2 separate regions of the Homo sapiens genome follow, and region 1 is linked to region 2. A link is an interaction called in ENCODE POLR2A ChIA-PET data of the cell type or tissue named here. Cell type or tissue: Panc1. All regions are shown on one strand. Links, peaks and the distances in the headings refer to the core of each region. The heading gives the core; the rest is flanking DNA.

Region 1 (2,919 bases), core at 318-2,817, 230 kb after region 2:
GGAGGAAAAACAAGATTATTAAAATGTGAGAAAGAAAAAGGCCTGACTTGTGGCTGAAAAGCTAGAGCGGCAATTAGAAGATGGCAAAGGTCTTGAGAGGCCTTCAACTTCCACTTTCAGTCTTTTAGAACGTTCCTATGGCATGGAAAGACGCTCAGCCTAGCTGAATGATGCAGAAAGAAAAGACTCAGCTAACAGACAGTGCCAAGACTCCAAATATGGGAGTAAGGATGTTTTAGACCACCAGCCACAGTAAAGACATCAAATGACTACAGCTGGATGAGTTAAGCCCGAGCGAGATCAGCAGATTTGCCCAAAAAACACAGCCCAAATTACAAAAGTTTTTGTAATAATTCTTACTTCAAGAAACTATGAAAACACACAACCATACCACGACTGTGCAGCACTGAAATAACCCACTATGTTCTGGGAAAATTAATACAAGATATTCAACTCAACACATCTGAATTAAGCTCTTAAACTTCAAAGACAAAGAAAATACTTCAAGAACTGAGAGAGAGTGAATCAAGGAGTGATGTCAGTGAAAATGGCAGAGAAAAGAACTCCAGAAGTCCATTACTCCACAAAAGCAATTTTAAAAACCTGCCAAAGCCTGTCAGAATCAACTTTTTCAGAACATTGTAAACTAGCTAAAAGCTTGCAGCAACTTATTCAAAACAAGTGAAACGCAGTAAGAACAGTGAGCTTTCTGGCATTTTAACTTACCCTGTTTATCCCCTGCTCCTCACTCAGTAGCAGCCTTGAAAATAACAGTTCATATTTAAGGCATAGGTCCAGGTGGGAGCAGAATAAACCTCATTTACAAACTATCTTAAGCCGATCTGACCCTCTAAAATGACCTGATCAAAAGGCTTGTCCTGGCCAGGCACAGTGGCTCATGCCTGTAATCCCAACACTTGGGGAGGCCGAGGTGGGTGGATCACCTGAGGTCAGGAGTTCAAGACCAGCCTGACCAACATGGTGAAACCCTGTCTGTACTAAAAATACAAAAATTAGTAGGGTGTGGTGGCAGGCGCCTGTAATCCCAGCTACTTGGGAGGCTGAGGCAGGAGAATCGCTTGAACCCGGGATGCAGAGGTTGCAGTGGGCTGAGATCACACCATTGCACTCCAGACTGGGCAACAGTGCGAGACTCCATCTCAAAAAAAAAAAAAAAAAAAGAGGCTTGTCTTTATTTCACCTTTGTAACTCTAACTCACCTTGTGCTAAAGCTACTCCTGAGTAGCGTTTGCTGAAAACACTTACAGGAAAATGCTTTAGTCTCTGTTGCCTGAAGCAATGAAAGCAACTGGTGCAAACAGACTACCCAAGAAGTTTGGAAGAAGAGGTTAGGGAGTGAGATGTTTCTGGGGAATAGGACTCTGAAAAGGTCCAACATATACCTGGGAATCTAAAAAGACACACCCATGACCAGGGCAGTACATATGCTTAGGAAAGAGCTGAGAAGGCCCCTAAGCTCTACATGTGCCCTAACTTTGCATTTTGCACAAGCAGATAGCGAAGGCTGAAGCAACGTTGTAAACTTCTTGGTTGAGTATTGCAGGTGTGCCCCAACACAAATACAGAACACTCTGCAGATTTTTTGTTTTTGGTATACAGAATTTAAGGAAATCTCTGTCCAATCATTAGCTGACCACTAAAACTAATGGGACAGAAATTGTACAGCCATGCATGACAAACAATACCAACTTTAAAAAATTATATAAGAAAAATCACTAGGGCCGGGCATGGTGCCTCACACCTGTAATCCCAGCCACCTGAGGTCAGGAGTTCGAGACCAGCCTGGCCAACATGATGAAACCCCATCTCTAATAAAAATACAAAAAGCCAGGCACAGTGGCAGGTGCCTGTAGTCCCAGATACTTGGAAGGCTGAGGCAGGAGACTCACTTGAAGCCAGGAGGTGGAGGCTGCAGTGAGCCAAGATCACGCCACTGCACTCCAGCCTGGGCAACAAGAGCAAAGCTCCGTCTCAAAAAAAAAAAAAAACAAACACCACTAAAAAAAACAAACAACTACATCAAGCGGTAACAAACACTGGCAAGAGGGGAAAATCTGACTTTCTAGAGTTGCCACATATTGCCACAATATGTCCAGTTTTCAACAAAAAATTACAAAGCATGTAAGGAAACAAAGTATGGCCCTTATAAAGGAAAAACAGCAACCAAAACTGTCCCTGAGAAACATAAAGAAAGAAGAATAAAGAAAAATGAACAGAGTCTAAGAACTGTGGCACATCAAGTATACCAACAATAAACATAATGAGTCCAAGAGGGAGAGGAGAGTTAGATATAAAAAAAAAAATCTGAAGAAATTGTGGCCAAAAACTTCCCAAGTGTGATTAAAAACATTAATTTACATATCCAAGAAGCTCAACGAACTCCGAACAGAATGAAAAAAGAAATCCACACCAAGATACACCATAGTCAAACTGTGGTCAACAGAGAAACATAAAAGCAGCAAGAGAGCAGCAACGTCTCACATAAAAGAGATCCTCAGTAAGATTAACAGCTGATTTCTCATCAGAAACCACAAAGGCTAGAAGGCAGTAGTGGCATAATCAAAGTGCTGAAAGACAAAAGCTAATAAGAATTCTATATCCAGCAAAACTACCTGTCCAAAAAGTGGAAGAGAAATTAAGGCACTTAAACTGATAGGAATAGATACTACACTTGATCTTAGCCAAAAGGCTAAGAAGCGATTTTTTTTTTTTTTTGAGACAGTCTTGCTCTGTCACCCAGGCTGGAGAGCAGTCATGCAATCAGATCACGACTCACTGCAGCCTTGATCTCCAATGGCTCAGACTATCCTCCCACCTAAAGCCTCCCCAATAGCTGGCATTACAGGTGCACACCACAACGCCCAACTAATTTTTAAAATATTTTTAGTAGAGATGGGG
Region 2 (2,919 bases), core at 294-2,793:
AGTTAGACCTACAGAACCCACTTATATGAAAAGGTTGGCCCTCTGTATACCCAGGTTTCATATCTCTCAAATACTGCATTTTCCATTGCCTTTTGTTGAAAAAAATTCACGTATAAGTGAACCTGTGAAGTTCAAACTTGTGTTGTTCAAGAGGCAACTGTATTATAAAATTACAGTTGTGTTCAATGCTAAGGAAAGGCAAATGGTTCAATGAGAACATTTAATAATAGGGAGATTTGGCATAGTGTCACTGAACCAAGAATTGAAGGATAAGTAGGTGAAAGGACGTGGAGGGAAGTGAAGAGGGTGAAAGGAGTTTGCTAGGTAGTGGGAAAAGCATACTCAAAGGTCTATAAGAATGGAAGAGTCAAGAAACAGAAAGACCAGCAAAGAAAATAATGGTAGAGATGAGACTGAGAGATAGGCAGGGGTCAAATCATGCAGGTCCTGTAGGCCAAGGCAAGAGATTTGATAAGAGCTATAGAAACTGAAGTGTTTTAAGCAGGGTTGGGGCATGGCTAATTAGTCAGATAAGGGCTACATATTCAGTTTTGCATTTGAAATTATCTGTTGGCAGCACTGAGGAGAATGGATTTGAAGAGGAGAAGATTGTATGTGAAGTCCAAGTGGGAGATAGTTGGATTATTCCAGGTGGAAGACTGTGGTGGTTTAGGCTAGGAGGATAATAGCCAGAGATTTCAAGAAGGGGATAGAGATAGTTAGTTGCTAGAACTCATGATGACTTGAAATGGATTGACTGGGGTTGGGATGTGAAAGAGAGGCAGGTCATGGATTATTCATAGGATTCCTGTTTGTGCAGCTGGATTCTGTTTTCTGAGATAGGGAATACAGGAAGAAAACTGTTTTGAGAGGCAGAGTTAGATTTTGGGCATGTAGAATTTGAGATACCCTGGGGACTTCCAGGTGGAGATAAAAGTAGGTAGAATATAAGCTCATATTATGGTATCATATTATCTAGGCACAAATTCTGCCTCCTCTACTCCCTGGTTTGTGATAAGGACAAGTTACTTAGCCTACTTTTAAGAAGTAAAAAAGAATGAGGACTGAGCATGGAGCTTAGATGAAACATATGGCCTGGAGATATGGATGTATGACTCATTTGCATATAGGTGGATGTAGTTTAAGTAAAGGGTAAGAATAAAGTCTTCCAGGGAGAAAGTGCAGAATGAAAGAAGGCAGCCTGTGTGATACCAAGTGTGTTCACTGCCTTCTCCTGAAACTCTCATTCGTGGAACTCTGAGAGTACCCTGTCCTGGCTCTCCTCCCACCTCTTTTCTGCCACTCAACTATTGCTGTACCCCAAGTATTGATCCTTTCCGTTTTTTTTTTTTTTTTTAAACCTTGGAGAGCTTAATGGTTTTGTTGCTTCCACTATCCATTTTATGTGGAGTAATTTCAAAATCTGTATTTCCAATCCTTACCTCTTTCCTGAGTTTCTAATATCTACCTTAGCTGTATTCTAGAATTTCTACATAGATGTCTTTTCATCTTCCCAAATGCAACATATCTGAATTTTTTTTTTTTTTTTTTGAGACAGAGTCTTGCTCTGTTGCCCAGGCTGGAGTGTAGTGGCGCAATCTCAGCTCACTGCAAACTCTGCCTCTTGGGTTCATGCCATTCTCCTGCCTCAGCCTCCCAAGTAGCTGGGACTGCAGGTGCCCGCCACCACGCCTGGCTAATTTTTTTGTGTTTTTAGTAGAGACGGGGTTTCACCATGTTATCCAGGATGGTCTCAATCTCCTGACCTCATGATCCGCCCGCCTCGGCCTCCCAAATATCTGAAATTTTTATTACTCATCTTTCCTCTCTGGATTCACCTTGCGATTCCCCTGTTTCTATCTGTGGTATTAATCACTCCCAACACTTAAGCATTTTTTACTCTTTCTCATCCCCATTTTTCTAACAAACATTACATTATTCAGCTTTATTTCTCTCCTTTCCATTTCCTTTTTGCTACTAATTACTAGTTCAGTCCTAATTATTTCATTCTTGGATTCTTTCAGTAACACATTTAATAATATGGGAGGACATGACTATCAAAAGATACGATTACAGCAAATTTAGCTTCAAGTTCAAATTGGCTTTTATTTGTGATTCCAGAATCAACACCTCATTTTATAAAATAGAATGAGTGTTCAGATGAAGTGAGCAGAGGAGTTTGGCTTCATAGGCAGAAAAGGGTAGAAGAAAGCAGAAATGGAACAAAAAGTAGATTGGTCGGTTCAAAATTTCTTTCCTTATAGTGTTAAAACAGGGAACATCCTCATCATGCTAGCTTAGGTAATCCGTACTCCTGATTGGCTGCTATGAATCTTCTGTTTTTGGAAAACTGGCCTGTTTCAGAGGTCAGTTTGATTATGTGGCACCTAATGTGAACGACTTCATTCTGGTTGGTTTGATCTCTTGGAACCTCGTGCAGGAAGCTAGTCCAAACAGTGGCCTCCCATACTTTGTTTACATGGCATAGTTCAGAATATAAGCTCATATTATGGTGTCATATTATCTAGGTACAAATTCTGCCTTCTCTACTCCCTAGTTTGTGATAAGGACAAGTTACTTAGCATCTCTTTGACTCAATTTTCTCACTTATAAAATGGGGATAATACACTTGAGCATGGGAGGTAGAGGCTGTAGTGAGCTATGATCACACCACTGCACTCTAGCCTGGACAACATCTCACCCAGGCTAGAAATCTCACCTTTGAAATCTCTTAAATGATAAGAGTGGCTTTTGAATGCTAGTGAGATGACTGGTTGCAGGATGGGGGCTGGTCACCAGAAAGACCGAGGCATGATGAGTGTTGGGACTTTCAGCCCCATCTCCCAGCCACCAGGGAGGGGAGAGAGGCTGCAGACTGAGTTGATCACCAATGACCAGTGTAATCAATCATGCCTATGT

Evidence for each region. ChIA-PET counts read pairs that join two places held together with the same protein. Peaks named below come from ENCODE experiments on the same cell type or tissue, not always from the same donor. Only the 100,000 strongest peaks of a DNase experiment are listed, where the experiment ranks them.
Region 1: POLR2A ChIA-PET joins it to region 2 with 11 read pairs; 2 of 35 experiments call an interaction of 5 or more read pairs at or near these places.

What each region holds. Positions count from the first base shown.
Region 1 is chr11:125,649,549-125,652,467 of GRCh38, reverse strand. The region is part of intron 11 of CHEK1 (checkpoint kinase 1); the gene reads right to left. It also overlaps the pseudogene RNU2-35P. Among named protein-coding and RNA genes, the nearest start is that of CHEK1, 26 kb to the right of the region's middle. In Panc1, for the core only: no CTCF peak of the experiment used is centred there; no DNase peak of the experiment used is centred there.
Region 2 is chr11:125,879,676-125,882,594 of GRCh38, reverse strand. LINC03136 (long intergenic non-protein coding RNA 3136) reads left to right here. Exons shown (of 2, transcript XR_007062935.1): 1 at 1-2,919. Among named protein-coding and RNA genes, the nearest start is that of LINC03136, 1.7 kb to the left of the region's middle. In Panc1, for the core only: no CTCF peak of the experiment used is centred there; no DNase peak of the experiment used is centred there.